Regions from separate parts of the Homo sapiens genome. Here region 1 is linked to region 2. Evidence: chromatin loops called from intact Hi-C (ENCODE). Cell type or tissue: PC-3. All regions are shown on one strand. Each heading gives the region's core, and the rest is flanking DNA. Links, peaks and the distances in the headings are about the cores only. Region 1 has its middle 21 kb from the start of GPKOW. Region 2 holds the start of MAGIX (MAGI family member, X-linked).

Evidence for each region. Hi-C counts contacts between places; a loop is a spot of excess contacts. Peaks named below come from ENCODE experiments on the same cell type or tissue, not always from the same donor. Only the 100,000 strongest peaks of a DNase experiment are listed, where the experiment ranks them.
Region 1: it touches region 2 in a loop (8-fold over the local background); 2 of 110 quality-filtered maps call a loop at or near these places.

What each region holds. Positions count from the first base shown.
Region 1 is chrX:49,095,370-49,111,058 of GRCh38, forward strand. It overlaps a transcript of WDR45 not described here. Among named protein-coding and RNA genes, the nearest start is that of GPKOW, 21 kb to the right of the region's middle. RefSeq lists an enhancer at 5,175-5,254. In PC-3, for the core only: a CTCF peak has its summit at 6,380; a DNase peak (open chromatin) is centred at 5,932; H3K4me3 peaks cover 2,201 bases; H3K27ac peaks cover 1,055 bases.
Region 2 is chrX:49,155,518-49,171,206 of GRCh38, forward strand. MAGIX (MAGI family member, X-linked) reads left to right here and starts at 7,241. Exons shown (of 6, transcript NM_024859.4): 1 at 7,241-7,421; 2 at 8,266-8,412; 3 at 9,190-9,272; 4 at 9,346-9,573; 5 at 9,673-9,844; 6 at 10,557-13,257. The coding sequence starts at 7,373. The coding sequence ends at 10,882. It overlaps LOC105373195 (a long non-coding RNA gene), which reads right to left and starts at 761. Exons shown (of 3, transcript XR_007068230.1): 1 at 449-761. RefSeq lists cis regulatory regions at 1-1,091, 872-887, 8,430-8,930, 10,849-11,349, 11,649-12,229, enhancers at 10,456-11,398, 11,225-11,514, 11,655-11,744, 11,795-11,844, 11,855-11,984 and 4 more and silencers at 782-1,101, 8,220-8,329. In PC-3, for the core only: CTCF peaks have their summits at 8,336 (motif pointing left) and 8,538; DNase peaks (open chromatin) are centred at 8,404 and 8,744; H3K4me3 peaks cover 2,625 bases; H3K27ac peaks cover 1,547 bases.

The sequences.
Region 1 (15,689 bases), core at 2,454-10,453, 62 kb before region 2:
GTGGCTCACACCTGTAATCCCAGAACTTTGGGAGGCCAAGGCGGGCGAGCCTCCTGAGTAGCTGAGACTATAGGTTCACACCACTACATCCGGCTAATTTTTTTTTTTTGAGATGGAGTCTTGCTCTGTTGTCCAGGCTGGAGTGCAGTGGCACGATCTCGGCTCACTGCAACTTCTTCCTCCCAGGTTCACGCCATTCTCCTGCCTCAGCCTCCCGAGTAGCTGGGACTACAGGCGCCCGCCACCACGCCCAGCTAATTTTTTGTATTTTTAGTAGAGACGGGGTTTCACCATGTTAGCCAGGATGGTCTCGATCTCCTGACCTCATGATCCGCCCACCTTGGCCTCCAAAAGTGCTGGGATTACAGGTGTGAGCCACCGTGCCCGGCCTTTTTTTTTTTTTTTTTTTTTTTTGAGGCGGCATCTCGCTGTCACCCAGGCTAGAGTGCAATGGCGTGATCTGGGCTCACTGCAACCTCCGCCTCCCGGGTTCAAGCAATTCTCTGCCTCAGCCTCCTGAGTAGCTAGAATTACAGGCGCCAGCTGCCAAGCCTGGCTATTGTTTTTGTATTTTTTTTTTTAGTAGAGATAGGGTTTCAATAAGTTGGCCAGGCTGGTCTTGAATTCCTGACCTTGTGATCCACCCACCTCGGCCTCCCAAAGTGCTGGGATTACAGGCATGAGCCACCCTGCCCGGCCAAGTTTTACATTATTAAGCTATCCATGTTCTCTTGGGAACTGAACTTTTTTTCCTCTTGATGCTCTGGATTTGACATTGCACTTGACTTTTTATGTAGTAACTGACATGTGCCAGAGTTGGCATCTTCCCCCAAGTCCAAGCATCATGAGTAACTCTTGCTTATCTCTCTCTCTCTCTTTTTTGAGACAGGTTTTGCTGTCACCTAGGCCGCAGTGCAGTGGCGTAATCATGGCTCATTGCAGTCTCAACCTCCTGAGCTCACTCAATCCTCCCACCTCAGCCTCCCATGTAGCTGAGACTACAGGCACGCACCACCACACCCAGCTAAATTTGTTTATTTTTGTAGAGACTAGATCTCACTATGTTGCCCAGGCTGGTCTTGAACTCTGGAGCTCAAGCGATCCTCCTGTCTCAGCCTCCCAAAATGTTGGCATTATAGGCGTGAGCCACTGCACCCTGCCTTGCTTATCTTTATAGATTCAAATGGTAGGCATTTCCCATCACCTAATTCCTTTTTTTGTTATTGTTGAATAGGGTCTTGCTCTGTTGCCCAGGCTAGAGGGCAGTGGCCCAATCACAGCTCACTGCAGCTTCAATCTTTTGGACTCAAGTAATCCTCCTGCCTCAGCCTCACAAAGTGCTGGGATTACAGGCATGAGCCACCAGGCTTGGCAAGTGATGACATTTTTTATTTTTATTTTTTGAGACTGAGTTTCGCTCTGTCGCCAGGCTGGAGTGCAGTGGCACAATATCGGCTCACTACAACCTCCGCTTCCTGGGTTCAAGCGATTCTCCTGCCTCAGCCTCTCAAGTAGCTGGGACTACAGGTGCACACCACCATGCTCGGCTAATAAGAGATGGGGTTCCACCATGTTGGCCAGGATGGTCTCCATCTCTTGACCTCGTGATCCGCCCACCTCGGTCTCCCAATGTGCTGGGATTACAGGTGTGAGTTACTGCGCCTGGCCAGCAAATGATGAAATTCTTATAATTTAAATGGCTACAGACTTAAAAGGCAAGCTATATACATTGAAGCACTTTTTTTTTTTAGCATTTGTACTTTTCAAATAGACCCATTCTTTTATTAATAAGCTAAAGATTTTCTTTTCCTCCCCCATCTTCTTTATTTGTAAATACTTTTGGGTGTGTTTCTTTTAGTTAAGTATGCACAACAGATAAGAAAGGGTGTGTTTCTGTTATTTATTTGAGATGGAGTTTCACTTTTGTCGCCCAGGCGCCCACCACTAGCCCCAGCTAATTGTTTTTTTTTTTTTTTGAGACAGAGTCTCGCTCTGTCGCCAGGCTGGAGTGTGGTGGCGTGATCTGGGCTCACTGTAGCCTTCACCTCCTGGTTTTAAGCGATTCTCCTGTCTCAGCCTCCCGAGTAGCTGGGACTACAGGCACGTGCCACCATGCCCAGCTCATTTTTTGTATTTTTAGTAGAGATGGGGTTTCACAATGTTGGTTAGGATGGTCTTGAACTCCTGACCTCAGGTGATCTGCCCGCCTCGGCCTCCCAAAGTGCTGGGATTACAGGCATGAGCCACCGCGCCTGGCCTCCCCCAGCTAATTTTTGTATTATTATTATTATTATTTTTTTTTTTGAGATGGAATTTTGCTCCTGTTGCCCAGGCTGGAGTACAATGGCGCAATCTCGGCTCACTGCAACCTCTGCCTCCCAGGTTCAAGCGATTCTCCTGTCTCGGCCTCCAGAGTAGTTGGGATTACAGGCGTTAGCCACCACACCTGGCTTATTTTTTGTATTTTTAGTAGAGATGGGGTTTCACCATGTTGGTCAGGCCGGTCTTGAACTCCTGACCTCAGGTGATCCACCTGCCTTGGCCTCCCAAAGTGCTGGGATTACAGGCACGAGCCACTGTGCCCGGCCTATTTATTTATTTTTTGAGATGAGGTCTCTGTTGCCCAGGCTGGAGTGCCGTGGTGTGATCATGGCTCACTGCGGCCTCTAATTGCAAGGCTTAAGTGATCCTCCCACATCAGCCTCCTGAGTAGCTGGGACCACAAGTGTGTACCACCAAACTGGGCTAATTTTTTGTAATTTTTGTAGAGACGGTGTCTCACATTGCCCAGACTGGTCTCAAACTCCTGGCCTCAAGTACTCTCTCTTTAAAAAAGATAATACTGCAGGGCATGGAGGCTCATGCCTGTAATCCCAGCACTTTGGGAGGCTGAGGTGGGCGGATCACTTGAGGTCAGGAGTTTGAGACCAGCCTGACCAACATGGCAAAACCTGGTCTCTACTAAAAATACAAAAATTAGCCAGGAGTGGTGGCGAGCACCTGTAAATCCCATCTACTCGGGAGGCTAAGGTGCGGGAATTGCTTGAACCTGGGAGGCGGAGGTTGCAGTGAGTCAAGACCGTGCCACTAAACTCCAGCCTGGACAACAGAAGGAGAACCTATCTTAAAAAAAAAAAGAAAAAAAAAAGGTAATAAAGGCTGGGTGCAGTGGCTCATGCCTGTAATTCCAGCACTTTGGGAGTCTGAGGCAGGAGGATTGCCTGAACGCAGAAATTTGAGACCAGCAGGGCAACATTGTGAGACCTCATCTCTACAAAAAGTAAAAAATTAGCCAGGTGTAGCGTGGCGCACCTGTACTCCAAGCTACTTGGGGGGCTGAGGTGGGAGGATGGCTTGAGCACAGGCTGTCCAGACTGCAGTGAGCCATGACTTCACCATTATACTCCAGCCTGGGTGACAAAGAAATACCCTGTCTCTACCCCCCCACCAAAAAATGAGTTAATATAGCTTATTGTATGTTTGGTTATACTGTAATCTTTAGAACAAAATCCCAAACAAAAACAATGCACCCCTCACTTCCTATGGCATCTGAGTGGCGAAACTGAAGTATATACAAAGTATTATATGAAACGGAAGTATATACAAAGTATTATACAAAAGTGAAGTATACATGTTACAAAGCCAGCCACTCTCAGAAACATCCAGAGGAGGGGCCTGGCACAGTGGCTCATGCCAGTAATCGCAGCACTTTGGGAGGCCCAGGTGGGTGGATTACCTGAGGTCAGGTGTTTGAGACCATCCTGGCCAACATGGTGAAACCCCATCCCTACTAAAAATACAAAAATTAGCTGGGCGTGGTGGTGCGTGCCTGTAGTCCCAGCTACTCGGGAAGCTGAGGCAGGAGAATCGCTTGAACCCGGGAGGCAGAGGTTGCAGTGAGCCGAGATCACACCACTGCACTCCTGCATGGCAACAGAGTGAGACTCCATTTCAAAAAAAAAAAATCCAGAGGTGACTAATTGCCCGGACTTCAACTGAACCTTTGAAGAGTGCTACCCAGTACTCCAGTTCCCACACACTCACAGTTAAAATAGCAACCTTTTTCCTCATTCCTGAGAAAAGAGGGATAAAATAACAATCTAAGAGAAAAGGAAAGAACAATGTTTCTGGGGCGGGCGTAGTGGCTTATGCCTGTAATCCCAGCACTTTGGGAGGCTGAGGCAGGCGGATCACGAGGTCAGGAGATCGAGACCATCCTGGCTAACACGGTGAAACCCTGTCTCTACTAAAAATACAAAAAATTAACCGGGCGTGGTGGCGGGCGCCTGTAGTCCCAGCTACTCAGGAGGCTGAGGCAGGAGAATGGCGTGAACCCGGAAGGTGGAGCTTGCAGTGAGTCGAGATCGCGCCACTGCACTCTAGCCTGGGCGACAGAGCGAGACTATGTCTCAAAAAAAAAAAAACAAAAAAAAACAAAAAAAAACACACAGTGTTTCTTGGGACCAGACCTGATATCAACGTTGTTTCTTGGGACCAGACCTGATATCAACGTTGTTTCTTGGGACCAGACCTGATATCAAGGTTGGCTGTTTTCAGCAGTGGAGGCAGCACTACGCTATTGGAGTTTCTAAGCTAATTAAGGGAATTTTTTCCCACTTAGTGAAAGCTGGGGCCTCAGGGCTCAGGCTTCCTAACATTTTGGGCACCCAGTTAAAAGATCAACAGTCCCCTGTCCCTTCAGCATGTGACTCACCCCAGGGCAATGAACTGGGCCCACGGCTCCATCTGCATCTATATCCCTGTAAATCATGGATTTATACATATTGGTGCATACGTTTATAATGCTTGCAATATATACTTCCATTTCAACTTACATATATATAAAATGTAACAATTTCTTTTCTTTCTTTTTTTTTTTTTTTGAGACGTAGTTTCGCTCTGTCGCCCAGGCTGGAGTGCACTGGCGCGATCTCGGCTCACTGCAAGCTCCGCCTCCCGGGTTCACGCCATCCTCCTGCCTCAGCCTCCTGAGTAGCTGGGACTACAGGCGCCCGTCACCACGCCCGGCTGATTTTTTGTATTTTTTTAGTAGAGACGGGGTTTCACTGTGTTAGCCAGGATGGTCTCGATCTCCTGACCTCGTGATCCACCTGCCTCGGCCTCCCAAAGTGCTGGGATTACAGGCGTGAGCCACCGCGCCCGGCCAAAATGTAACAATTTCAACCTGTAAAAAGATAAGTGGTCACCTTACCTATGATGTGGATTAAATAAGACGTGTCAACGCAGCCATCCTGCCCCATCCGACCAGACCTTAATGCTCCAAAACCATCAGTTTGCGCCTGGAAAACTGGGGAAAGTGTTTATTCCCTTACACAGGCTTCGCCAAAGGCCCTGACACTTAGGGCTTTTTCACTGCTGCAAACGTTGGACCGGCTTGTGAGAAGGAGTACAGTTAATCTAACTTTGGTATACTGTATCCAGAGACCACAGAGGGCTCGCTCTGCGATTTATGGTGCGAGGAAGACCAGACACCCGCTGTGCCCGTCCTACTCCTGCAGATCAAACTCAAAGCCACACTTTCCGGAGTGAGAAACGGGACAGTAAATGAACGCAGGAACCACGGTGCGCAGGCACAGAACCCCGCTGGGTTTGCTACGAAGGTTGAGGTGGAAGCGCCCAGCGCACCAGGCGCCACGGCCCGGTGTGTGACCTCACTAACCTCCACCAGCGCGCACCCTGTCCTGCCCCTTCACGGGCGAACAACCCCACACGAGGCAGTGGTGTGGGAGCCAGTACCCGGAACCGTAAAAGCACGACTTTCCCGGAGCCCAGGCACTGAATGGCACCCACTGCGCATGCCCCAGAGCGGCGACGAATGGGAGCCCGGAGCGCAGGGGCGGAGGCGCGCCCGGGCAGCTACCGAGAAGCGCCAATCAACCATCGACCAATCAGATCATCACCGTCAATCGTCATCGACCAATCAGAGCCCACCGCGCCCCGGCCTTAAGCCAGTTGCTTGTTCCGCGGCGGGAGGGTTGGGTCAAGACTAAGCCTTCGGGGGAGAGGGCAACGCGGTGGGCGGGAGAGAGGCCGAGGGCCGCTCGGGTCTGGGAGTGCCAACAGGACGGGATGGGCACGAGCATGCCGGGCCCCGCGCGGGGGAGGGGCTCTTTCCTTACCCCACACAAAAAGGTGTGCCCGGGTTGGCTGCCCCTGCCCAGTGTTGTGGCTCCATGTGGACGCTTTCGTGCGCGCGTCCCTGCCCCGCGCGCGGCAGGCCATTCCAGGCTGTGGGCTGCGGGCTCTGGGGTCCGAGGGTCGGACACGCTGGGGAGTGGACACCCCTAGGGTCACACAGACAGGGCTTTGGACACCCACAGGGGCACACACATTGGGGAGTGGGCACTCCTGGGGTCACACAGACCGAGGTGCAGGGATGTAGGGGGCGCCCGTCCAGGGGTAGTTGGTGGTGGCTGAGGGTGAGGGCAAGGTAAGGACTGGGAGGAGATTTCTGGTTCCCTGACTGGGCCAGGGTTTTCCTGTGCAGGTGAGGGGAGTAGGCCGGGGCCTCTCGTTGGTGGGGAGGGCTCCAGGAGCCTGTCCCAACCCTGCAGGCCTCTGGCTGAGCCTCACAGAAGGGAGCTCTGAGATGGGCTGTGCAGCAGGGGAAAGAAAAAGAGAGGTCGGTCGCCTGTTCTGGGTTCTTGACCATCCACCAGTGGTGGTGGAGCCTGGAAGTCTGAGGGAGGAGGGTGAGGAGGCGCTTGAGGGACGGGGGGAATCTAGGCGTCAGGAATGATAGTTCGTTGATCCAAATTACCCAGTAATGGATAATTTTAACACGTGCCAACCTCTCCTGATTACGTGAATAATTTCACTGCGTCTTCACAACAACCTTAACTACTATTATCATCGTTGCGTTCTGGATGAGAGACCTAAGGCCCTGTAGGGGTTACCAGAAGGCACACAGCTGAGCAGAGCCAGGGCCAGGGTCAGGCTGTGCACTCTGGACTCTGTGTTCTGACCATGCGTCACTGACTCTACAGATGTCTCTCCTTTCTGTGCTCACCCTGTCCTCATTCCGCCCCCGGCAGGACAGAGGGCCCCTGAAGCATCCATTTGCCCACAGCATCAGTGAACTGTGTAGAACTCTCTGTGCAAGGGAGCTGGCCCCTGTGCACCCTGAGTCGTTTTTCTTCTCTGGCTCCCCACGCAGGGGCAGTGAACAGAGGACAGGGAAGCTTTGTAGGAAGAGGGCAGTAAATCACAGCATAGTTATCCAGACTGCAATTATTTACTTAGTGCATTCAGGGTCTTGTATTAGGTGGTGGGGATTCCGCGCTGAACCAGACAGACAAGGGTCCTGTTCCTGCCTGCCCTCGGGGTGTGTTTTGGGAATTCCTCCTTGAGGGTGCTTTGGCACTGAATGGGCAGAGGTCTGGTGCTGGGGGGCTGTCCCACACCAGCAAGACTTGTAATGTACATGAATGTGAATGTCATTTCAGGATGGTAAAAGGAGGCCTTTTCTTTTTTTTTTTTTTTTCTGAGACGGAGTTTCGCTCTTGTTGCCCAGGCTGGAGTGCAATGGCACGATCTTGGCTCACTGCAACCTCTGCCTCCCAGGTTCAAGTGATTCTCCTGCCTCAGCCTCCCTAGTAGCTGGGATTACAGGCATGTGCCACCACGCCCAGCTAATTTTGTATTTTTAGTAGAGACAGGGTTTCTCCATGTTGGTCAGGCTGGTCTCGAACTCCCGACCTCAGTTGATCCACCCACCTTGGCCTCCCAAAGTGCTGAGATTACAGGCATGAGCCACCGCGCCCGGCCGAAATGTTTCTTACTAAAAGGGCGTACTGGATCTGAGGGTTGGGAAATGACACTTCCTTATGTCAGGCCTGTCCCAGGAAGCACCCCGCAGTCGGGTACGGAGGGCCATGAGGATAGTACGGTGAGGGGAGGAAGAGGATATAGCAACGTAAATTTTGCCATCTTGGCCTCAGTTTGGTTTTAAAGGACAGCAGCTGGACCTTCCCTATGTGTAGGACTCAATCAGTGGGGCCAGGGTGTGGAAGACAGCCCTGTGTCTTATTACCTACTCAGGGCCTGAGGTGTGGCAACCAGGATCTTGCAGGGAATGCCTTCCCAAAAAGAAGCAAAATACAGAAGATATAAACAGGAAGCCAGGCATAGTGGCTCACACCTGTAATGCAAGCACTTTGGGAGGCTGAGATGGGAGGATCCCTTGCACTCAGGAGTTTGAGACCCACCTAAGCAACACAGTAAGACCCTGTCTTTATAAAAAAATTTTAAAAATTATCCGGGTATGGTGGTGTGTGCCTGTAGTCCCAGCTACTTGAGGGGCTGAGGAGGGAGGATTGCTTAAGCCTGGAAGTTCAAGGTTGCAGTGCACTGTGATCATGCCAGTGCACTCCAGCCTGGGTGACAAAGCAAGAACCCTGTCTCAAAAAAAAAAAAAAAGATATAAACAGGAGGTGATTCATCTGGTGCCCCTGGAGGTTGGAGACGAAGGTGATGGGGTCTATCCCAGTTCTTGGGCGTTCCTGGTGTTTACTGTGTAGTAAATTACTTCTGCTTCCAGCTGTGCAGACAAGCAAACAGAAAAGCTGGATTAAAGCTGCTGTTTTTAAGTCTATTTGAAGGCCCAGGAGAGCAAATTATCTCTGAGGTATTACCTCACCAAATACTGGCATCCAGTGCAGAAAAGCAAGAGTTGATGGAGACACATAAAAAACAAACAAGCTCGGCTGGGCACAGTGGCTCACGCCTGTAATCCCAGCACTTTGGGAGGCTGAGGTGGGCTGATCACCTGAGGTCAGGAGTTCGAGACCAGCCTGGCCAACATGGTGAAACTCCGTCTCTACTAAAAATACAAAAATTAGCTAGGTGTGGTGGCGGGTGCCTGTAATCCCAGCTACTCGGGAGGCTGAGGCAGGAGAATCACTTTAACCTGGGAGGCAGAGGTTGCAGTGAGCTGAGATCGTGCCACTGCACTCCAGCCTGGGCAACAGAGCAAGACTCTGTCTCAAAAACAAACAAACAAAAACCAAAACAACAAACAAACAAAAAACAAACTAGCTCTGGCCGGACGTGGTGGCTCACGCCTGTAATCCCAGCACTTTGGGAGGTGTGTGGATCACCCGAAGCCAGGAGTTCAAGACCAGCCTGGCCAACATGGTGAAACCCCATCTATACTAAAAATACAAAAAATTAGTCTGTCGTGGTGGTGTGTGTGCCTGTGGTCCCAGCTACTGGGGAGGCTGAGGTGGGAGGATCACTTGTGCCTGGGAGGCAGAAGTTGCAGTGAGCTGAGATTGTGCCACTGCACTTCAATCTGGGTGACAGAGTGAGACCACGTCTTATTAAAAAAATAAATACAAATATTAGTTGGGTGTGGTGGCATGGGCCTGTAATCCCAGCTACTTGGGAGGCTGAGGTGAGAGAATTGCTTGAACCCAGGAGGTGGAGGCCTCAGTGAGCCGAGATCACGCCACTGCACTCCAACCTGGGCAACAGAGCAAGAATCTGTCTCAAAAAAAAAACAAAAACAAAAAACAAAGGCCAGGCGCAGTGGCTCACACCTGTAATTCCAGCACTTTGGGAGGCCCAGGCAGGTGGATTACTTGAGGTAAGGAGTTTGAGACCAGCCTGGCCAACATGGTGAAATCCTGTCTCTACTAAGAATACAAAAATTAGCTGGGCATGGTGGCCCATGCTTGTAATCTCAGCTGCTCCAGAGGCTAAGGCACAAGAATCACTTGAAACCCAGGAGGCAGAAGTTGTAATGGGCCGAGATTGCACCATGGCACTCCAGCCTTGGCAACAGAGTGAGACTGTCTCTAAATAAATAAATACATACATACAGACAGACATACATACTAGCTCCAAATTACTGATGCCAATCAACAGTAATAAAAAATATGAATGATATGAAACGTGATATTAAAATGATTAGTAAATCACTATAGTCCATAATGGGAAAACTCATTCCATTATGTACTAAAATAACAAAAATCGGGCCAACACTTTGGGAGACTGACGTGGGCAGATCCCTTGAGTTCAGAGGTTCGAGACTAGCCTGAGCAACACAGCAAAATTTCATCTCTACAAGAAATATAAAAATTAGCCAGGTACGGTGGAACATGCCTGTGGTCCCAGCTACTCGGGAGGCTGAGGTGGGAGGAAGAGGATGGCTTGAGCCTGGGAGGCGGAGGCTGCAGTGAGCCGAGATCACGCCACTGCACTCCAGCCTGGGCAATAGAGCCAGACCTTGTTTTTTTTTTTTTTTTTTTTTTTAAATCATTCTCATACCTTGATAAGGAAATACGCAACTTTTAAATGTTAATTTAGAAAATAACCAGCAAATGTAGCAGATTTTTAGTGTCCCCTAAATTAGTGTTCAAGGGGATCAATCTGGACGCAGAGAAAGAAGTAAAAAAATGGAGAACAGGCCAGGCACAGTGGCTCACGCCTGTAATCCCAGGGCTTTGGGAGGTTGACGGAGCCGGATTGCTTCAGCCCACGAGTTCAAGACCAGCCTGGGCAAAATGGCAAAGCCCAATCTCTATGGAAAATAAAAACTTTTAAAAATTAGCCCACCATGGTGGCACTGGCCTGTAGACCCAGCTACTCAGGAGGCTGAGGTGGGAGGATCCCTTAAGCCCAGGAGTTGGAGGTGGCAGTGAGCCATGATTGCGCCACTGTACTACAACCTGAATGATGGTGAGACCCTATCTCTAAAAAGAAAAAGAATAATTTTATCTTGGCCCCCATGTGGCACCTCACAGCTTGGGAACAACAATTTCTCACGTTTCCTCAGCTCCAACCACCACTCACAAGCTGTGTGACCTCGAGCAAGGCACCCAAGCTCCTCTGGACCTCAGCTTCCCTGTCAGTACAATGGGGATAACAATAGTGCTTACTTTATGGGGTCATTTGTGAATGTGAGATGAGTTAATAAATGGAAAGCACTTAGAAAAACCTCTGGAACCACTGAATCAAACTGGATATCATTATTGATCCCTCATTCAATCCTTCAATACCCATTTAGTGTCGTCTGTCCAGATGCTGCAGATACGCCTAGCACACAGTGACTGCTCAGCGAACAGTGTCACAATGAACATGTGCAATGGCCTTGAAGGCCACATTGGGACTTGCCCTGATCAGCAGGTTGGAGGTGCTCCAGGCCCGAAGCTTAGCTGTGAGTGGGGACATGGGAGGGAGGTTGGAACTACCACTGCAGAAGGGGCTCTGAACCTAGGTTCAGGAGAGAGGCTTTGAACTTGCATGTGTGGGGAGCCATGGAAGTTTCCAGGAAGGACTGCAGGTCCCACCTGGAGATGTGCAGTTCCTCCTTCAGGTACCTGGGAATGTCAGTCACACCCCAGACCTGCTCAGCTCCTCCAAACTGCTGTTCCTGTATCTGAGAGCTTCAAGTCCCCAAATGGCCTATCTAATACATGGGGAAACTGAGGCCTGGGGAGGCCTGGGGACTGAGCTAGCATTCACTTGTGGAAATAGTCTGGCATCACCTGAAGAAGTTAGAGACATGCAAATCCTACGCCCTCAGATTCCCCTCTGAGAGTCTGCGTGCCTATGTGAACCAGGAGACATGTGCGGGAGTGAACACTGCAGTGTTACTCCAAACAGCAAGAACCAGAAACAGCCCAAAGGGCCGTTACAGGAGAATATGGACACCCAGGCTGCACATGCACACCATGGAATGCTGTATGGCAGTGGAAATAAATGAACAGCTACCCCTACAGGCAAACAGGAATCATAGCAACAGCTGGGAGTGACGGCGTGAAGCAGAGGGACAAGAATGTGCACTCATGCCCGGTCTGCCTGGCTTACAATCCTGGCTCTCTGCTTGCCAGCTAGAACTATCATGCAAATCATTTAACCACTCGGTGCCTCAGTTCCCTCATATGTAAAATGGACATGGTAACAGTGTGTATCCCACAGGCCATTATGAGGATTTAAATGATTTAAAGGATTGTGGGCTGGGCACAGTGGCTCAAGCCTGTAATCCCAGCACTTTGGGAGGCCGAGGTGGGTGGATCACCTGAGGTCAGGAGTTCAAGACCAGCCTGGCTAACATGGTGAAACCTCGTCTCTACTAAAAATACAAAAAAAAAAAAAAAAAAAAAAAAAAAATTAGCCAGGTGTGGTGGCAGGGGCCTGTAAACCCAGCTACTTGGAAGGCTGAGGCAGGATAATCACTTGAACCTGGGAGGCAGAGGATGCAGTGAGCTGAGATCGTGCCACTGTACTCCAGCCTGGGCAACAGAGTGAGGCTTGGTCTCAAAAATATAAATAAATAAACAAACAAATAAATAAAGGATTGTGAATGTAAAGGGGACAGAACAGTGCCTGACACACACATCAAGTGCTACATGAGTGTTAAGAGAAAGCCGGCTGGGTGTGGTGGCTCACGCCTGTAATCACAGCACTTTGGGAGACTGAGATGGACGGATCACCTGAGGTCAGGAGTTCGAGACCAGCCTAGCCAACATGGAGAAACCCTGTCTCTACTAAAAATACAAAAATTACCTGGGTGGCGGGCACCTGTAATCCCAGCTACTCGGGAGGCTGAGGCAGGAGAATCGCTTCAATCTGGGAGGTGGAGGTTGCAGTGAGCCAAGATTGTGCCACTGCACTCCAGCCTGGGTGACAGAGCGAGACTGTCTCAAAACAAACAAAAAAACAAAAAGAAAACCAGAAGCCGGGTGCAGTGATTCATGCCTGTAATCCCAGCACTTTGAGAGGCTAGGGCAGGAGGATCGCCTGAGGCCAAGGGTTCAAGACCAGCATAGGCAACATGGCGAGACTCTGTCTCTATTAAAAATTTAAAAATTAGCCAGGTGTGGTGGGATGCACCTGTAGTCCCAACTACTCAAGAGGCTGAGGGGCGAGGAATACTTGAGTTTGAGGCAGCAGTGACCTATGATTGCAGCACTGCACTCCAGCCTGGACAAAAGAACAAGAACCTGTCTCAAAAAAAACAAAAACAAAAACAAAAAAAAGATAAATCTAGAATGTCCAGTGGGGAAAAAGTAAGTTTCCAAAGATTACATAGTGTTATGGTTTGATGACTTGTACCTCTCAAACCCAGCACTTTGGGAGGCCAAGGTGGGTGGATCACCTGAGGTCAGAAGTTTGAGACCAGCCTGACCAACGTGGTGAAACTCCATCTCTACTAAAAATACAAAAATTAGCCGGGCATGGTGGCGGGCACCTATAATTCCAGCTACTCGGGAGGCTGAGGCAGGAGAATCGCGTGAACCTGGGAGGTGGAGGTTGCAGTGAGCTGAGATCGTACCATTACACTCTAGCCTAGGTGACAGAGCACTACTCTGCCTCAAAAAAAGAAAAAGAAAAAGAAATGTAATTGCCATTGTAACAGTATTAAGAGGTGAGATCTTTAAGAGGTCATCAAGCAAGCAAGAGAGAGAGAGAGAGAGAGAGAGTCTTTTTCTACCACGTGAGAACATAGTGAGGTAATCTGCAAGCCAGGAAAAGAGTCCTCATCAGAAATGACCCTGACAGACCTTGTTCTGGGAATTCTAGCCTGCAGAACTGTGAGAAAATAAATTTCTGTTGTTTAAGCCAAAAAAAAAAAGTGGTAATCAAGAGGCCTCATGAATGGATTACTGCTGTTATTATGGGAGTGGGGAGTGGGTTTCTCATAATAAAATGGGTTCAGCCCCCTCTCTGGCCCTCTCTTACTCTTTCCCCCTCCACTATGGAATGACACAGCAAGAAGACCCTGGCCAGATGCTGCACCTAGATCTTGGACTTCCCAGCCTCCAGAACTATAAGGAATAAATTTCTATTCTTTATAAATTACCCAGTGTCATGTATTTTGGTACAACAGCACAAAACAGACTAAGATGTATACTTTTTTTTTTTTTTTTTTTTTGAGACGGAGTCTCGCTCTGTCGCCCAGGCTGGAGTGCAGTGGCGCGATCTCGGCTCACTACAAGCTCCACCTCCCAGGTTCACGCCATTCTCCTGCCTCAGCCTCCCGAGTAGCTGGGACTATAGGCGCCCGCCACCACACCTGGCTAATTTTTTGTATTTTTAGTAGAGATGGGGTTTCACCGTGTTAGCCAGGATGGTCTCGATCTCCTGACCTCATGATCTGCCTGCCTTGGCCTCCCAAAGTGCTGGAATTACAGGCGTAAGCCACTGTGCCCAGCCTAAGATGTATACTTTTATACAGTTCAGAAACACCAAAGATGAAGCAAGATATTTAGGCTGCAGACTACTGACTTCTTGTATTCTCACATAGCTGAAAGAGGACGAGAGTCTCTGGGATGCCTTTTAAGGCACTGATCCCATCTATGAGGGCTCTGCCCTTGTGACCTAATTACCTCCCAAAGGCCTCACCCCTAATGCCATCACATGGGGCGGTTATGATTTATTTTTTTTTCTTTTGAGATGAAGTCTCGCCCTATTGCCCAGGCTGGAGTGCAATGGCGCAATCTCAGCTCACTGCAACCTTCCCCTCCCGGGTTCAAACGATTCTCCTGTCTCAGCCTCCCAAGTAGCTGAGATTACAGGTGCACGCCACCACGCCTGGCTAATTTTTGCCTTTTTAGTAGAGATGGGGTTTCACCATGTTGGCCAGGCTGGTCTCAAACTCCTGACCTCAGGTGATCTGCCCACCTTGGCCTCCCAAAGTGCTGGGATTATAGGCGTGAGCCAGTGCTCCTGGCCTCTACAAAAAATTTTTAAAAAATTAGCTGGGCGTGGTGGCACACACCTGTAGTCCCAGCTACTCAGTAGGCAGGAAGATTGCTTGAGCCCAGGAGATCAAGGCTGCAGTGAGCCATGATTGTGTCCCTGCACAATCAGCCTGGGAGACAGAGTGAGACCCTGTCTCCAAAAAAAAAAAAAAAAAAAAGGAAGCCTTGCTGGGCATCTAATGGGAAAATCTGTGTTCCCAACAATGGAAATCAGCTAGATTGACCAAAGCACCAGAGGAACAAATGTATTTAGAGTGGTTCTGTGTGCACATGGTGGGGGGTGTATGGCAAGTGGGGAGTTGTCAACTGGCAGTCTTTAGCAGTGGCTATATGGAGGCTTCTCATGATTTCCACTTCAGTCAGAACAAAAGCCATAGTAGTTCCAGTGGACTGACCTTACAGCACTACAGGATCTCCCTGACCTGACCTCCTACCACCTTCTCCCTCACTTACTCCCCTGCAGCCACACCAGCCTCCCGGCTGTTCCTCACACATGCTAGCAACAGTGCTACCACAGGGCCTTTGCACTTCATTTCCCCTGTCTAGACCGCTTTCCCCAGATAGCTGCATGACCATCCCTTACTTCCTTAATACCGTTGCTTAATGTCACCTTCTCTCTAAGGCTTTCTGTGGCCATCCTATTAATACTGCCCCTTTCCCCCATGGTTCTCAGCTTCTTATAACATCTTCCATCACTTACTTCTGCTTATTGCTCACTGTCTCAGCCCCAGTGGAGTGTCAGCCCCACAAGGGCAAGGATGTTTGTTTTGTTTGTAGCTCCATACTCGGTACCCAGGATGCTGCCTGGCATATAGTAGGGTCTTGATATTAAGTGATTTACTCCATACGGTTCCCCTAGCATGCAGGATGGTACCTGGCATTCAGTAGGAGCTCAAGAGATGTTTGTTGAATGAATTGGTGTGATAGGGGACTTGGTGAGGACCCGCCCCCACTTAGATA
Region 2 (15,689 bases), core at 4,432-12,431:
TTCCTATCTCCCTTTAATAAAGCGCAGAAAACATTTCTCAAATAACACCTTTAGGATTATCTCCAAATATGGTCACACACACAGGCAAACTCCATTCGGCCCACCCTGGAGAATGCTACTTCAAAATTTGGCTCCTGTGGGGAACATCGCACACCGGGGCCTGTCGTGGGGTGGAGGGATGGGGGAGGGATAGCATTAGGAGATATACCTAATGTAAATGATGAGTTAATGGATGCAACACACCAACATGGCACATGTATACATATGTAACAAACCTGCACGTTGTGCACATGTACCCTGGAACTTAAAGTATAATAATGATAATAAAAAAAATTTGACTCCCGAACCTTCCAGAGCACACCCTTTAATCAGCCTCTAACCGTCATCCCATTCCTGACATCGCAAGCCCCGCCCCCATGGGCCTATAGGCTCCATCCCCATGACTCACATTTCAGGCCTGCCCCTTCGCTGCGTGCTCGCCCCCAGCACTCTCCAGGCCTCAAGCCCTCGGAAAGGACCCTCAAGGCCCCGCCGACCAGAACGGGGATCCAGCTACGCACACTCAACTAATCTGGCCCTCACCTACTGCGATAACCCTCAAGGAATATTCTAGGATAACCCCAAGGATCCTTCGAAGCATCCTCCGAAGCATCCTCCGATCCCCGCCCTCCCAAATCGCGCCCCTTGGCCCCACCCAAGGCAGGGCAGTAGCTGCTGACCCCCCAGGCCTGCTCCTCTGAACCCAGCTCCTCTCCGAACCTGCCCCCTGGGAGGCCCCACCCCCGTCACACACCCTCCTTCCGGCGCAGGCGCAATGTGGCGCCCGCCCTGTGTACTAGCGCCGCCACATCGACCGCAGCCCTCGCAGCCAGGGGGCGCGCGTCCAGCCGCGCCAGGAGCGGAAGGGCGCTGGGGCACGCGGGCGGGAGGGGCCCAGGCCTGCGCGCAAGAGGGGACAGGTCAACGCCGACCATCGGCCTCCGCCAACCCCCATGCTTCCGGACGCTCAAAGACTAGAAATGCCCCTCAGGATACCCGGCGACCCCTGGCCACTCCCTCGGTAGTTTCGGAGGTCACTGCTGTCCCTCCCCTCTCATGCGATCCCCGACCATCGCGGGTAGCGGGTGCACCCCCAGCCTGCTCTCACGGTGTCCCTGGAGATCGCTGTTTGACTGCAATAGTCCTAGACACCTCCGAACACCCCGTGAGGTCCTCGACTGCCCCCTAATCACCCTGGATGCCCAACTCTTCATCCACGATATCTCAGGGGACCCATTTCCCCCAGATATCCCGGGAGAACACGGCCTGACCCCGTAGCCCCGGAACCCCCAATTCCCCCTCTAGGTATCCTAGGCAACCGCTGCTACCCCCATGAATTCCCTCAGAGGGCCCGTTCCCCCCATGGCCCACATACCTCCAGAGTCCCCCTCCACAGGTCCCCAGGGGCCCCCAGCTCCCCTCCCCCCAGTTCACTAAGACCCTGAGTGCCCAGGTGTCCCCAGTGACCACGGGCAGACCCCTCCCCGCACATCTGCACGTCTCCCTGGAGACTCCTGAGAGCCCCTCCCCTGCTCTGGTGCGCGGCCCTTTCCCTCGTGTGTGGGTGTGGGTAGGGGACCTCCAGCCCAGCCTCCATCGCTGGGCCCCTGCCCCCTGCCACCTTCACTTGGGCGCCAGAGCCGCTCTGTTTACCACCTGTCAGAAGGAAAAGGTGTGGAGCAGACAGGCGGGACGGGGGTGGCGGCGACTCGCTCTGTCCTTCCCCAACATCCCCAATCCCTGTACTTCCTCTGCTCCCCTTAGGGTTCGCGGCGCCCCCTGTGCGCGGCTCCATGGCCAGTAGTCGGCCGGGTGGACGCAGGGCAGCCAGCGACGAGTTTTGAGCTCTGGGGCGTGCTCACCTGGTGACCCGCTCAGACCCTGGAAACAGGGTGGCGGGCCCGTGCCTGGTTCCTGTATCTGCGGGGTGGCCTATCTGGCGGCCAGCAAGGAGGCCTCCGTTAGCTGAGGACGCTGGGCTGGCTCCTTTTTCCACTCTGGGATGTTGCTATTCCAGCATAGGAAGGGGCAGTCGAAGCCCAGAGAAATTAGGGTACTGTCTGACCTCTGACAACTAAAAGCAGGGACGCAGAACTGGAGCCCGAGTTTACTAGGAAACTCTGCAATTTCCACCAGAGCTTTGCACAAGTAGGCACTCAGTATATTTGCAGGGAAAGTTTATCTCCCACTGTCCCTATTGGGAAACTGGAAATGTGTGGTGGGACTGAGTACCGTTGGAGCTTTTGGAGCCAAAGAATGGTTTGGTGCTCTGGGCATTATGAGGTTGCGGAACTCAAAAATTGGAGAGGGTGGGCTGGGCGCGGTGGCTCATGCCTGTAATCCCAACACTTTGGAAGGCCAAGGCAGGTGGATCACTTGAGGCCAGGAGTTTGAGACCAGCCTGGCCAACATGGCAAAACTCCATTTCTACTAAGATTATAAAAATTAGCCAGGTGTGGTAGTGGGCATCTGTAATCTTAGCTACTCGGGGGGCTGAGGCAAGAGAATCGCTTGAACCTGGGAGGCGGAGGTTGCAGCGAGCTGAGATCGTTCCACTGCACTCCAACTTGGGTGACAGAGCAAGACTCCCTCTCAAGAAAAAAAAAAAAAAAAAGAAAAAGAAAAAGAAAAGAAAAGAAAAAAAAATTGCAGAGGGCAGGTCCCTTGGAGAGTGGATGAGAGATGGGACCCAAAATTGAGGAGGCTGTGAATGAATGCATTGGAGTTGGATGGGACACTAGCTGATGTCAGTGGAGGAATGAGGCCTCTTCTATGTTTGAAAAGGGGAGTGTCTGGGGACATAAGCCCCAAGCAGGGAGCATTCGGACACAGTGTGACTGTAGTGGAAGGAGGAATGGGATTGCAGTGAGAGAGGGCCTTTCACCACTACTTTGCCAAATAAGAAACTCAGGGTCTGAGAGGCTCAGGGACCTGCCTAGGTCCCTGCAGCAAGCCAACAACACCAGTTTCAGGCAGCTTACCTACAAGACTCACTTGGTTAGTGACTATTTCACTATGGCTGTGGACACACTGTGTCCTAATGTCCATTCTGGCTGGTTGTGCAAGCCTCTCCGTTCACCTTTCAGAGACCCAGTATCCTCATAGGTGAAAGGGTCTGAACGGTTCCTGCTTTCATTCCACCTGCAGTCCCCTGCCTCTTTCACCTCTGACCTGACCTTGTCTAAGGGGGGACACCCTGGACCTCCTTCACTGCTCCTCCCAATTCTTGTTGAGACTTCCACACCTGAATCTGGAGAGGGCAGCTTCCAATCTGGGGCTCCAGGTTTTAAGAACCTGTGGATGTGAGAGTGAGGTGCTTACACACTGTGAAGGAGAGCTTGAGGCTCTGTAGCTCCATGCATGGGAGGGTCTTGCAGACTGGGGCATTGTCCAAGGGCCGAGGACAGATGGACAGTGAGGGGAGGCATCCAAGCACCAGGTAGAATCTACTAACATCGATCAGGGAGCTTGCCAACTGGATGGGAAACTGCTTCCAGGCTGGGAGGTATTCAGGCTTGGGGAATCATGAACGAATGAAGGGGTCCAAGGACATCCTCAGGGGACGTGAATTACAGGGGCGGGGGCCCAGGATGCTGGATAGGTGTTCACTGAGACAGCTGACACCAGCAGGGCTGAAATTACAGGGGCAGGGGCCCAGGATAGGTGTTCACTGAGAGAGCTGACACCAGCAGGGCCGAAATTCCAGGGCCAGAGAGTAGTGTATGTGTCACTGAGGCTGCTGGCAGGGTTAGGGGTGTAGAGAGGATGCAGACATGAGGGAGGAACTCCAGCCACTGCATTGCCTGACACCTCAATGTACCTCTCTGGGAAGTGGGGGTGATGAGATATGCATGGTAAGACTGTCAAGAGAGTTCGGAACAAAGCTTCCAAATTGCTGGTGTTGTGCCAAGCCAAGCTATTTGGTAGCAGTGTTGGTGCTTATCTTTAATATTGATTACAATGACACTATGGGGGAGCAAACCCTCACTTAGCCCTGCCCCACTGTGGATTCAAATCAATGCCCCTCTTAGCCTCATCCATTTGTGAATACAACCCAATTACCCAGCTGGGCACGGTGGGTCATGCCTGTAATCCCAGCACCTTGGGAGGCAGAGATGGGCGGAGTTTGAGACCAGCCTGGCCAACATGATGAAAACTTGTCTCTACTAAAACTGCAGAAATTAGCCGGGCGTGGTGGTGGGTGCCTTTAGTCTCAGCTACTTGGGAGGCTGAAGCATGAGAATTGCTTGAACCCAGGAGATGGAGGTTGTAGTGAGCCGAGCTCGCACTACTGCACTCCAGCCTGGGTGACAGAGCGAAACTCTGTCTCAAAAAAAAAAAAAATCATTTAAAAAAACCCTAATTACCCCTTTTAGCCTCATGTAATTCAAGAATTAAGTCAATTTCTCTCACAGCCCCACCCAATTCATTAATTTAACAAAAGATTGTATTTATTTATTTATTAGAGACAAAGTCTTGCTACATTGGCTAGGCTGGTCTGAAAATTCTGGCCTTAGTGATCTTCTCACCTTGGCCTCCCAAAGTGCTGGAATTACAGGCGTGAGTCATCATGCCCAGCCTGTTTTGAGAATTTATATTTTATTTTTTTTAAAGACAGGGTCTTGCTCTGTCACTGAGGGTGGAGTGCAGTGGCATGATCACAGCTCATTGTAACCTCTAAGTCTTGGGCTTAAGTGATCCTCGTGCCTCAGCCTCCCAAGTAGCTGGGACTACAGGTGCATGCACTACACCCAGCTGTTTTAAGTTTTGAAGGGGTTGAGATATAATTGACTTCAATTTGATAGGTTTTGAATATGTTTATGTCAGTGAAACGATCACTACAGTGAAGATACTGAACAGGCTGGGTGTGGTGGCTCACCTCTGTAATCCCAGCACATTGGGAGGCAGAGGTGGGAGGATTTTTTGAAGCCAGGAGTTTAAGACCAGCCTGGACAACATAGTGAGACCCCCCCACCCCAGTCTCTACAAAAATGTAAAAAATTTGCCAGGCATTGTGGCACATATGTGTAGTCCTATCTGCTCAGGAGGATCCCTTGAGCCCAGGAGTTTGAGGTTACAATGAACTATGATTGTGCCACTGCAATCCATCCTGCATGACAGAATGTGACCCTGTCACTTAAAAAAAAAAAAAAGAAATACTGAGTATAACTATCTCTGCCAAAAGTTTTCTCCTGCCCTTTGTATTTCCTCTTTCCTGCCCTTTTGGCCCCCTCCCTCCAGGCAACCACTAATCCACTTTCTGTCACTGTATATCAGTTTGCATTTTATTAGATTTTTATATAAAAGAAATCATACAGCATGTGCTTTTTTGGAGCGTGGGTCTGGCTTGTTTTACCATAATTATTTTTGAGATTCATCCAAATCCTTCATTGTTTTTTATTGCTGAGTTGTATTACCCTGTATGTGTATACCATAGTTTGTTAATTTATTCATCTATTTTTTTCATTGAAAATTGTTTTCTTTTTGAGAGATGGGGTCTCACTATGTTGCCCAGGCTGGTCTCAAACTCCTGGGCTCAAGCAATCCTCCTGCCTCCACCTCCAGCCTCCCAAAGTGCTAGGATTACAGGCATTAGCATTTTTAAAATAGAGACAATGTTTCTATGTTTTTAAAATAGAGACAATCTTTCACTATGTTGCCAAGGCTGGTCACCAACTCCTGAGCTCAAGCGATCCTCCCACCTCAGCCTCCCAAAGTGCTGCGATTACTGGCCTCATTCAACTATTAATGGACATTTGGGTTATTTCCAGTTTTTGGATATTAACAAATATTATGGACTGAATTGTGTCCACCCATAAATATATATATATATATATATTTGTTGTTGTTGTTGTTGTTGTTTTGTTTTTTTGAGAGAAGTCTCGCTCTTATCCCCCAGGTTTGAGTGCAATGGCTCGATCTCCACTCACTGCAACCTCTGCCTCCCGGGCTCAAATGATTCTCCTGCCTCTGCCTCCCAAGTAGCTGGGATTAAGTCACCTGACACCACGCCTGGCTAATTTTTGTATATTTTAGTAGAGATGGGGTTTCACCATGTTCGCCAGGCTGGTCTTGAACTCCTGAACTCAGGTGATCCACCCGCCTTGGCCTCCCAAGGTGCTGGGATTACAGGCGTGAGCCACTGTGCCCAGCCATAAATATATATGTTAAAGCTCTAACCTCCAATGTGACTGTATCTGAAGATAGCTTCTTTAGGAGGCAACTAAGGTAAAATGAGGTCACTAAGGTGGAGCCCTAACCAGATAGGACTGTGACCTTATAAGAAACAGAAGAGAGAGATCTCTCCCTCTCTCTGTGTGTGCCTCTCTCACGCCTTTACTCTCCTTCACTCTCTTAATTCCATGTGAGGACACAGCAAGAAGGCAAGCATCTGCAACCCAAAAGGAGAGACCTCACCAGGAACCAAATTGGCTACCACCTTGATCGTGGACTTTCCGGCTTCCAGAACTGTGAGAAACTTATGTTGTTTAAACCACCCAGTCTACGATATTTTGTTACAGTAGTTCTAAATGAATAAGACAGGAAATAAAGCTGCTATGAATATTTGTAAGACAAGGCTGTGTAAATGTATGCTTTCTTTTAGATAAATACGCAGGAGTGGAATGGCTGGCTCATATGTGTACGCTTAGTTTTTAAAGACACTACCAAACTGTTTTCTAAAGTTGCAGGCCGGGCACGAGTGGCTCACGCCTGTAATCCCAGCACTTTGGGAGGCTGAGGCGGGCCTCGCCTGTAATCCCAGCACTTTAGGGAGTTCGAGACCAGCCTGACCAACATGGAGAAACCCCGTCTCTACTAAAAATACAAAATTAGGGGGGCGTGGTGGTGCATGCCTGTAATCCCAGCTACTCAGGAGGCTGAGTCAGGAGAATCACTTGAACCCGGGAGGCAGAGGTTGTAGTGAGCCGAGATCGTGCCATTGCACTTCAGCCTGGGCAACAAGAGCGAAACCCTGTCTCTAAATAAATAAATAAAGTTGCAATATCATTTTACATTTCCACCGGAGGTATAGGAGTTCCATTTCCTCCATATCTTCAGCAACAGTTGGTATTGTCAGGCTTTTAAATTCTAACTAGGACCTTTAGTTAACAGAGTGCGGCGCCTGCAGCAGAGTGAGGCCAAGCACTCCTCCTGGCTCCTACAGCCAGGCCTCCTTGCTGGCCGCCAGGTAGGTCACCGCGCGGGTCCGGGAGCCAGGCACGGGACCCGCCAGCTTCAGCCTCCAGGGCCTGGGCGGGCCGCCAGGTGAGCGCGCCCCAGAGCTCAAAATTCGTAGCTGGCAGCCCTGCGTCCACCCGGCGGACTACTGGCCATGGAGCCGCGCACAGGGGACGCCGCGGACCCTAGGGGGAGCAGAGGAGGTACAGGGATTGGGGTCGTTGGGGAAGGACAGGGCGAGTCGCCGCCATCCCCGTCCCGCCTGTCTGCTCCACACCTTTTCCTTCTGACAGGTGGTAAACAGAGCGGCTCTGGCGCCCAAGTGAAGGTGGCAGGGGGCAGGGGCCCAGCGATGGAGGCTGGGCTGGAGGTCCCCTACCCACACCCACACACGAGGGAAAGGGCCGCGCACCAGAGCAGGGGAGGGGCTCTCAGGAGTCTCCAGGGAGACGTGCAGATGTGCGGGGAGGGGTCTGCCCGTGGTCACTGGGGACACCTGGGCACTCAGGGTCTTAGTGAACTGGGGGGAGGGGAGCTGGGGGCCCCTGGGGACCTGTGGAGGGGGACTCTGGAGGTATGTGGGCCATGGGGGGAACGGGCCCTCTGAGGGAATTCATGGGGGTAGCAGCGGTTGCCTAGGATACTTAGACGGGGAATTGGGGGTTCCGGGGCTATGGGGTCAGGCCGTGTTCTCCCAGGATATCTGGGGAAATGGGGTCCCCTGAGATATCGCGGGCGAAGAGTTGGGCATCCAGGGTGATTAGGGGGCAGTCGAGGACCTCACGGGGTGTTCGGAGGTGTCTAGGACTATTGCAGTCAAACAGCGATCTCCAGGGACACCGTGGGAGCAAGCGGGGGTGCACCGGCTACCCGCGACGGTCGGGGATCGCGTGAGGGGAGGGACAGCAGTGACCTCCGAAACTATCGAGGGAGTGGCCAGGGGTCGCCGGGTATCCTGAGGGGCATTTCTAGGTCTTCGAGCGTCCGGAAGCATAGGGGTTGGCCGAGGCCGAGGGTCGGCGTTGACCTGTCCCCTCTTGCGCGCAGGCCGCGGCCCCTCCCCGCTCGCGGGCCCTAGCGCCCGGCAGCTCCTGGCGCGGTTGGACGCGCGCCCCCTGGCGGCGCGAGCTGCGGTCGACGTGGCAGCGCTGGTACGCAGGGCGGGCGCCACATTGCGCCTGCGCCGGAAGGAGGGTGAGTGACTGGCGCAGGGCCTCCGCTGGGGGAGGGTTCGGAGAGGAGTTGGGTTCAGTGGGACAGGCCTGGGGGGTCAGCAGCTACTGCCCTGTCTTGGGTGGGGCCAAGGGGCGCGACTTGGGGCGGGGATCGGAGGGTGCTTCGAGTGGGAGGAGCCTTGGGGTTATTCTAGCATATTCCTTGAGGGTTATTGCAGTCGGCGAGGGCTAGATTAGATGAGAGTGCGGAACTGGACCCCCGTTCTGGCGGCGGTCCTTTTTGAGGAGGCAGGGCCTGGAGAGTGCTTGGGGGGCGGGCACGCAGCGAAGGGGCAGGCCTGAAATGTGAGTCACGGGGGTGGAGCCTATAGTCCCATGGGGGCGGGGCTTGAGATGTCAGGAATGGGATGAGGGTTAGAGGCTAATTAGAGGGCGTGCTATGGAAGGTTCAGGAGCCAAATTTTGGAGTAGCATTCTCCAGGGTGGGCCGAATGGTGTTGTTTGAGGGATGTGTTCTGCGTGTTATTAGAGGGAGATAGGAAGGCCTGGAAGATTATTCACATGGCTGAGCCCAGGATTGTTTATTAAGAAGGTGGGGTCAGAACAGTTAATTTGTTTGGGCTGAGAACCTTTAAGATTACTTGAGGGGATGGTGCGTAAATGGTGGGCCAGTTTGTATATGAGCTGCAGGGGCAAGACAAGTAGATGAGGCTAGAATGTTAACTCAGGGAACAGGTCCTAGGTAGTTTCCATGGCATGTCCCCCAACAGCCCTCTCCACTGCTTTTATCTCCCAGCTGTTAGCGTGCTGGACTCTGCGGACATAGAGGTCACAGACAGTCGCCTGCCTCATGCCACTATTGTGGATCACCGGCCCCAGGTACCATCTCATCCTTCTATCGGAGGCCTCCTGCCTCAGGGCAAACTATGTACACCTGTGTCCTTTATTCCAGCACCGTTGGTTAGAGACATGTAACGCACCTCCCCAATTGATCCAGGGTAAGGCACGTAGTGCTCCGAAGCCATCCCAGGCCTCTGGTCATTTCTCTGTGGAGCTGGTTCGCGGTTACGCAGGCTTTGGCCTCACCTTAGGTGGGGGCCGGGATGTAGCTGGGGACACTCCGCTGGCCGTGCGCGGGCTGCTGAAGGATGGCCCAGCACAGCGCTGTGGTCGTTTGGAGGTGAGCCCTGAAGCCCCTTCCACTGGTAGGTGCTATCCCTGCCTTTGTTGGGGTGCTCTCCTTTTGCCTTTCCAACACGACTGCATTGCACTCCTCCAGGTCGGGGACCTCGTGCTCCACATCAACGGAGAGTCAACGCAGGGCCTCACCCATGCCCAGGCCGTGGAGCGGATCCGAGCTGGAGGCCCCCAGCTCCACCTGGTTATTCGTCGGCCTCTGGAGACCCACCCTGGCAAGCCTCGAGGGGTGGGAGAGCCCCGAAAAGGAGTTGGTGGGTTTCCCAAGGGAGAGAAGTCAGAGATCAGTGAGGAGAAGGGAGAGGTTCACAGAGTGGAGAAGCTGAGATTCTGGGTGGGAAGGGTTTGGTGGTCTCTGTGGGGAGGGTCTGCAAGAGGTCATGGTATTCTCACAAGTAGGGGCAGGGAGGGGTACAGGGTCCCAGGATAGGAATAACGTAGGGGCAGGGAGGGGTGTCAGTCTCGAGGATAGGAATTTCAGAGGGTGGGTTTTCCAGGTACTGGGGGAAGAGAAGGGAAGGGGTCTAGGATAAAAGCAAGTGTTTGGAAGGAAGGGTCTTAGTTCTCAGAGGCGAAGGCAGAGTGGATCTTAGCCGGGGGAAAATGGGATGGGGATCCAGAGGGTAGGGGGTCTAGTTCTGAAAAACAAAGGGTCGGTGGTTTGGGAGTCAACGGAGGTGGGATGAGAGAGGAGAGAGCAGGGGCTCCTAGATGAGCGGGGTTTGATTTCCTTTGGAGATTGTGGGAAATGATTTCTGAGGGGCATGTTCTGGATCCAGGAGGGGAGGGGTCTCGGGAAAGGAGGTGTCGGGGTTGTGAGGGGTGGTGCCGATCCCAGAAGGCCTGGAGGGGAGATTTCTCTAAGGGTCAGGGTCTCATCTCCCGCAGCCTTTGGGTTCTCCTGTCCATCCTCAGCCAAAGGCCTGGATTTCCCTTCCCTACTTCACCACCCAATCTAATCCGTAGTCCCGTCATGGCCAGATCGCAGCCCAGATCCTGGAGGGCCGGAGGTAACGGGGTCTCGCAGCAGCAGCACTTCCCTAGTTCAGCACCCTCCATCCCGGACGACGCTCAAGAAGACCCGGGGCAGCCCGGAGCCTAGTCCAGAGGCGGCCGCCGATGGCCCCACGGTTTCTCCTCCTGAGCGCCGCGCTGAGGATCCCAACGACCAGATCCCGGGTTCCCCGGGGCCCTGGCTAGTGCCCAGCGAGGAACGGCTCTCGCGGGCCCTAGGGGTCCGGGGGGCAGCGCAGCTCGCTCAGGAGATGGCAGCCGGAAGGCGGAGACACTGAGCCTACCTCTGACAGCGCGGGGCTCACTAGTTACCGCCCAACCTGGATCCGGCGCGTGTGGCCGCTGGGCACTTGGCACCTCCCCAAGAGCTTCCACTTGGTTTGGTCCCCCCACCCGCTGCTCAGTGGCTCTGACCACACTCCCCTCGCAGCGTCAGTGGTACGACCCTTCCAGCCGGCTAGCCTGCGCTTCTGGTTCTGGGAGGGGGAGGTAATAAAATGGTTCGATCCGGTCTTGACTTGCCAGGCGCTCGAGGCGGGGTGGGGCTGCCCGGGCCACTCTGTAAAGGAGCAGGTGGGTCGATCCTGCTTGAGTAATCGCTGACGAGCTTCGTGCTGCTGCTTTCCTGCTTGCACATGTTATCTTTGCTTCTGCCGGTCCTCAGTCTGGCGTGCTTTCTTTTTCTCTTCGCCGTCTCCTGCTCCTCTCCTTATTCATTAATTTCACCTTTTTGGAGGTGTACAGGGTCTCACACATAAATTATTGTGCATGGCATGGAGAATGCAGAGGTGAGCCTGTCGTGGCAGGACTGCACCAGTGTATCCACAGTCCTGTCTCGGAATCATACAGACCCTCAGCTGACGTCGGGATAGCAAGGCTAGAAGCCTAGAAGCAGGGCAGCTTCCTTCGCCAGAGGCCTGCGGTCTCCCACTTCCGGCCTAGTCTGCCAGCTTTTGCTGGCACGTAGGCTACCACTCTCCGGGCACCGGCTGGGGTCCTGGAGCCCCCTTTGGGGCGGAGTGGGGAAGGTGTGAGTCAGCGCCCCTGGACGGGCCGGGCTAAAAAAGGCTGTTAGAACCTTTGGGCCGTGCCCCCATTTTCCGTACATGGTGAAGAACTGCAGCCGGGCTTGTGTGCACACGCCACACACTGGGCGTTCCCGGCACGGGAGAGGCCCAGAGTTTCCTTCACCCTGGGAACAGAGCCCTACAGCCAGGGCTTATATGGCCAGCGGGACTCCAACCGGGGTAGCCGCGAGGAAGGCGCTGGCAGAGGACAGAAATGTCCAGTCACCTCCGCTGTCACCACATCCTGAGCACTCGGCCCCATCCCCCCACAGGAGGGAAGCTGTGGTCTGACGGAATGGGCAACTTTCGCCCCTGTGGGGAGGGGACGGGGAAGGAAGAAAGAATTTAAAGGACCGGAATGCGAGAGTCCAGGTGGCCTTGGAGAGGAAAGAGGAACGGTGAAGACAAGCTGCGAGAGCTGGGAGCTGGAGGGTGAAGAGGTGAACACTTGAGTGGTTAGAGCTGTAGATAGACATTGTGGGGAAGTGTGCCAGGGTGGCTTCCAGCTACCCCTGACTTAGAGCCTGGTGGAGGTGTGGTTCTTCAGAAGTCAGCAAAGGGCTCAAGAGCCCCAGTCTATAAATACAGTCACACCCAGGAGACTAATAATAGTAACCCCAGCCACCATGTACTTAGTTTTATCCCTGCTACTGGCTTTATTGCAATATTTATTTTCATCTACAATAGTTGCACATCTACTCAACTATCCGAATATGTCCATTTCGCAGAGGAGGAAAGTGAGGCCCAGGGAGTGCAGATAGCTACAGAGAGGAGGGTCAAAGCACGATTTAATCAAGGCCTGATTCCCAAGTCTGTCCTCTCAATTTCACCTGCATTGACAAGTATTAATTGAACCCCAACTGTATATGTTGCACTGTGCTAGGTACTGTGGAGATGCTGGAGGAACAAGACATAAAATTTCTTTGTGTAGCTGATGTATGTAATGAGAGTAGACAGATGTCAGACAAAAAAGACGAGAAAATGAATAAATAAAAAACCAGGCCAGGCGTGGTGGCTCACGCCTGTAATCCCAGCACTTTGGGAGGCCGAGGCTGGTGGATCACGAGGTCAAGAGTTCAAGAGCAGCCTGGCCAAGATGGTGAAACCCCGTCTCTACTGAAAATACAAAAATTAGCCAGGTGTGGTAGCAGGTGCCTGTAATCACAGCTACTCGGGAGGCTGAGGCAGAGAATTGCTTGAACCCAGGAGGTGGAGGTTGCAGCGAGCCAAGATCGCACCACTGCACTCCAGCCTGGGTGACAGAGCGAGAATCAGTCTCAAAAAAAAAAAAAAAAAAAAAAAAAACTTCAGGCCAGACATGGTGGTTTGTGCCTGTAATCCCAGTACTTTGGGAGGCGGAGGCGGGTGGATTGTTTGAGCCTACAAGTTTGATACCAGCCTGGGCAACATAGACCTTGTCTCTACAAAAAGTTTAAAAATTAGCTGGGAGTGGTGGCTCATGCCTGTAGTCCCAACTACTTGGGACACTGAGGTGGGAGGATCACTTGAGCCTGGGAGGTCAAGGCTGCAGTGAGCCATGATTGCACCATTCCACTCTAGCTGGAGTGACAGTGAGACCTTATCTCAAAAAAAAAAAAAAAAAAAAAAAAAAGGCCAGGCTCGTGGCTTACATCTGTAATCCCAACACTTTGGGAGGCCAAGGCAGGCGGATCACCTGAGGTCAGGAGTTCGAGACCAGTCTGACCAATATGGAGAAACCCCATCTCTACTAAAAATACAAAATTAGCCTGGTGTGGTGGCACATGCCTGTAATCTCAGCTACTCAGGAGGCTGAGACAGAAGAATCGCTTGAACCCGGGAGGTGGAGGTTGCGGTGAGCCAAGATTGTGCCATTGTACTCCAGCCTGGGCAACAAGAGCAAAACTCCTTCTCAAAAAAAAAAAAAAAAAAAAAAGACAATTTCAGAGAGAAGTGAGAGTCATGAAGCTATGAAGCTAGCAAAAGGAGGTTACATTGTGGGAGATGATGGTGAGCTTCTGGCCTCTTTGAAGACATAACTCTTGAGCTGCAACCTGAATGACCAGAAGCCAGGTATATGAAGCACTGAGTGAAGGGCATTGACAGCAGGGGGAATAGCAAGTGCAAAGGTGTTGAAGTGGAACCAGGTTCATCTTGTTTCAGAAATTCAGACGTGTCCTCACAGAGTTGGAAAGCACATACTCATCACTAGGAAAAGTATGTTTCATCCCTTCCACTATTCACTCACTCTTCCGGCAACCGGGGCTGAAAGAGGGGAGCTCTTTCCTTAGTTTTGAGGGGCCCTGTGTTGGCAGAGAGAGCAGGCAGGCCCTTGGGTTGAATCCTCCTGGCCATCCAGTTATGATTCTCCCCCACTTCAAATGAGATGAGAATAAAAACAACTTCTAGTCTGGAGAGTGTGTCCCTCAGGGTACCTCTGGGATCCTGATTCCAGGAGACGAGATGCATGTCTTAGATGCAGAAATTAAGGCTGAGCTGGGGGAAATTACTTGCTCAAAATAACACACTTAGCCAGGCGCAGTGGCTCACGCCTGTAATCTCAGCACTTTGGGAGGCCAAGGCGGGAGAATTGCTTGAGGTCAGGAGTTCAAGACCAGCCTGAGCAACATAACGAGACCTTGTCTCTACTAAAAAATAAATAAATACAAACAAAGTGTCTACAAATGTCACCCAGCCTTGCACCCCAGGAGCCATCCATTCATCTTGCCAATCCCCCAGAAATAAACTTTCCTATTCCTCATGTACGATTGTGCTGACTGGCCCCTCTCTTCAGAACCAGGAAACTGAGGCCCAACATTTAGGGCCAGGACTTCCTTGGGATTGCAGAACACAGAATCAGACCTTGGGCTCTCTGGGCTCTAACACTACTACAAAATATGTTTTTTTAAAATAGAGACAAGCTCTCACTACGTTGCCCAGGCTGGTCTCGAACTCTTGAGCTGAAGTGATTCTCCTACCTCGGCCTCCCAAAGTGCTAGGATTACAGGCATGAGCCACTGCTCCTGGCCTTGGGCTCTAACACTTGAAACAATGCTTGCCCTATTTCTGAGCAACTCAATGCTCACCAACCCCTATTCTCACACAGCCTTTACACTGGCAGGGTCTTATTCTCATCACTGCTCAGAGGTTTATTCCACTGTCCACAATCCATTATCCAAAAACAAAAAGCTCTGGAAACTGATGGTTTTCCCACAAGATAGGCACTATTTGGTTACAAAACCTGACCTGATCTAACGAGGAACAATTTTCTTTCTTCCTTTCTTTTTGTTTTTCCTTTTTTGGAGACAGGGTCTTGCTCTGTTGCCCAGGCAGGAGTGCAGTGGTCTGATCATGGTTCACTGCAGCCTTGAACTCCCAGGCTCAAGCAATCCTCCCACCTCAGCCTCCCGAGTAGTTGGGATTACAGGCACGTGCCACCATGCCTGGGCTAATTTTTTTCTTTTTTCTTTTTTTTTTTTTTTTTTGAGACGGAGTCTTGCTCTGTCGCCCAGGCTGGAGTGCAGTGGCGCAATCTTGGCTCACTACAACCTCCACCTCCCAGGTTCAAGCGATTCTCCTGCCTCAGCCTCCTGACTAGCTGGGATTATAGGCGAGCGCCACCACACCCGGTTCATTTTTTGTGTATTTTTAGTAGAGACGGGGTTTCACCATGTTGGACAGGCTGGTCTCGAACTCCTGACCTCGTGATCTGCCCACCTCGGCCTCCCAAACTGCTGGGATTATAGGCTTGAGCCACCGCGTCCGGCCGCCTGGGCTAATTTTTAAAATTATTTGTAGAGATGAGGTCTCACTGTGTTGCCGAGGTTGATCTCCAACTCTTGGGCTCAAGCGATCCTCCCACCTGAGGCTCCCAGAGTGTTGGGATTACTGGCATGAGCCACTGCGCCCAGCCGAGGAACACTTTTCAATCCTTACCCAGTTATTGTGAACGTTCATACCTTTTCTTGAAGAAATACCGTTTTTGTTGTTGTTGTTGTTTTTGAGACGTAGTTTCGCTCTTGTTGCCCAGACTGGAGTG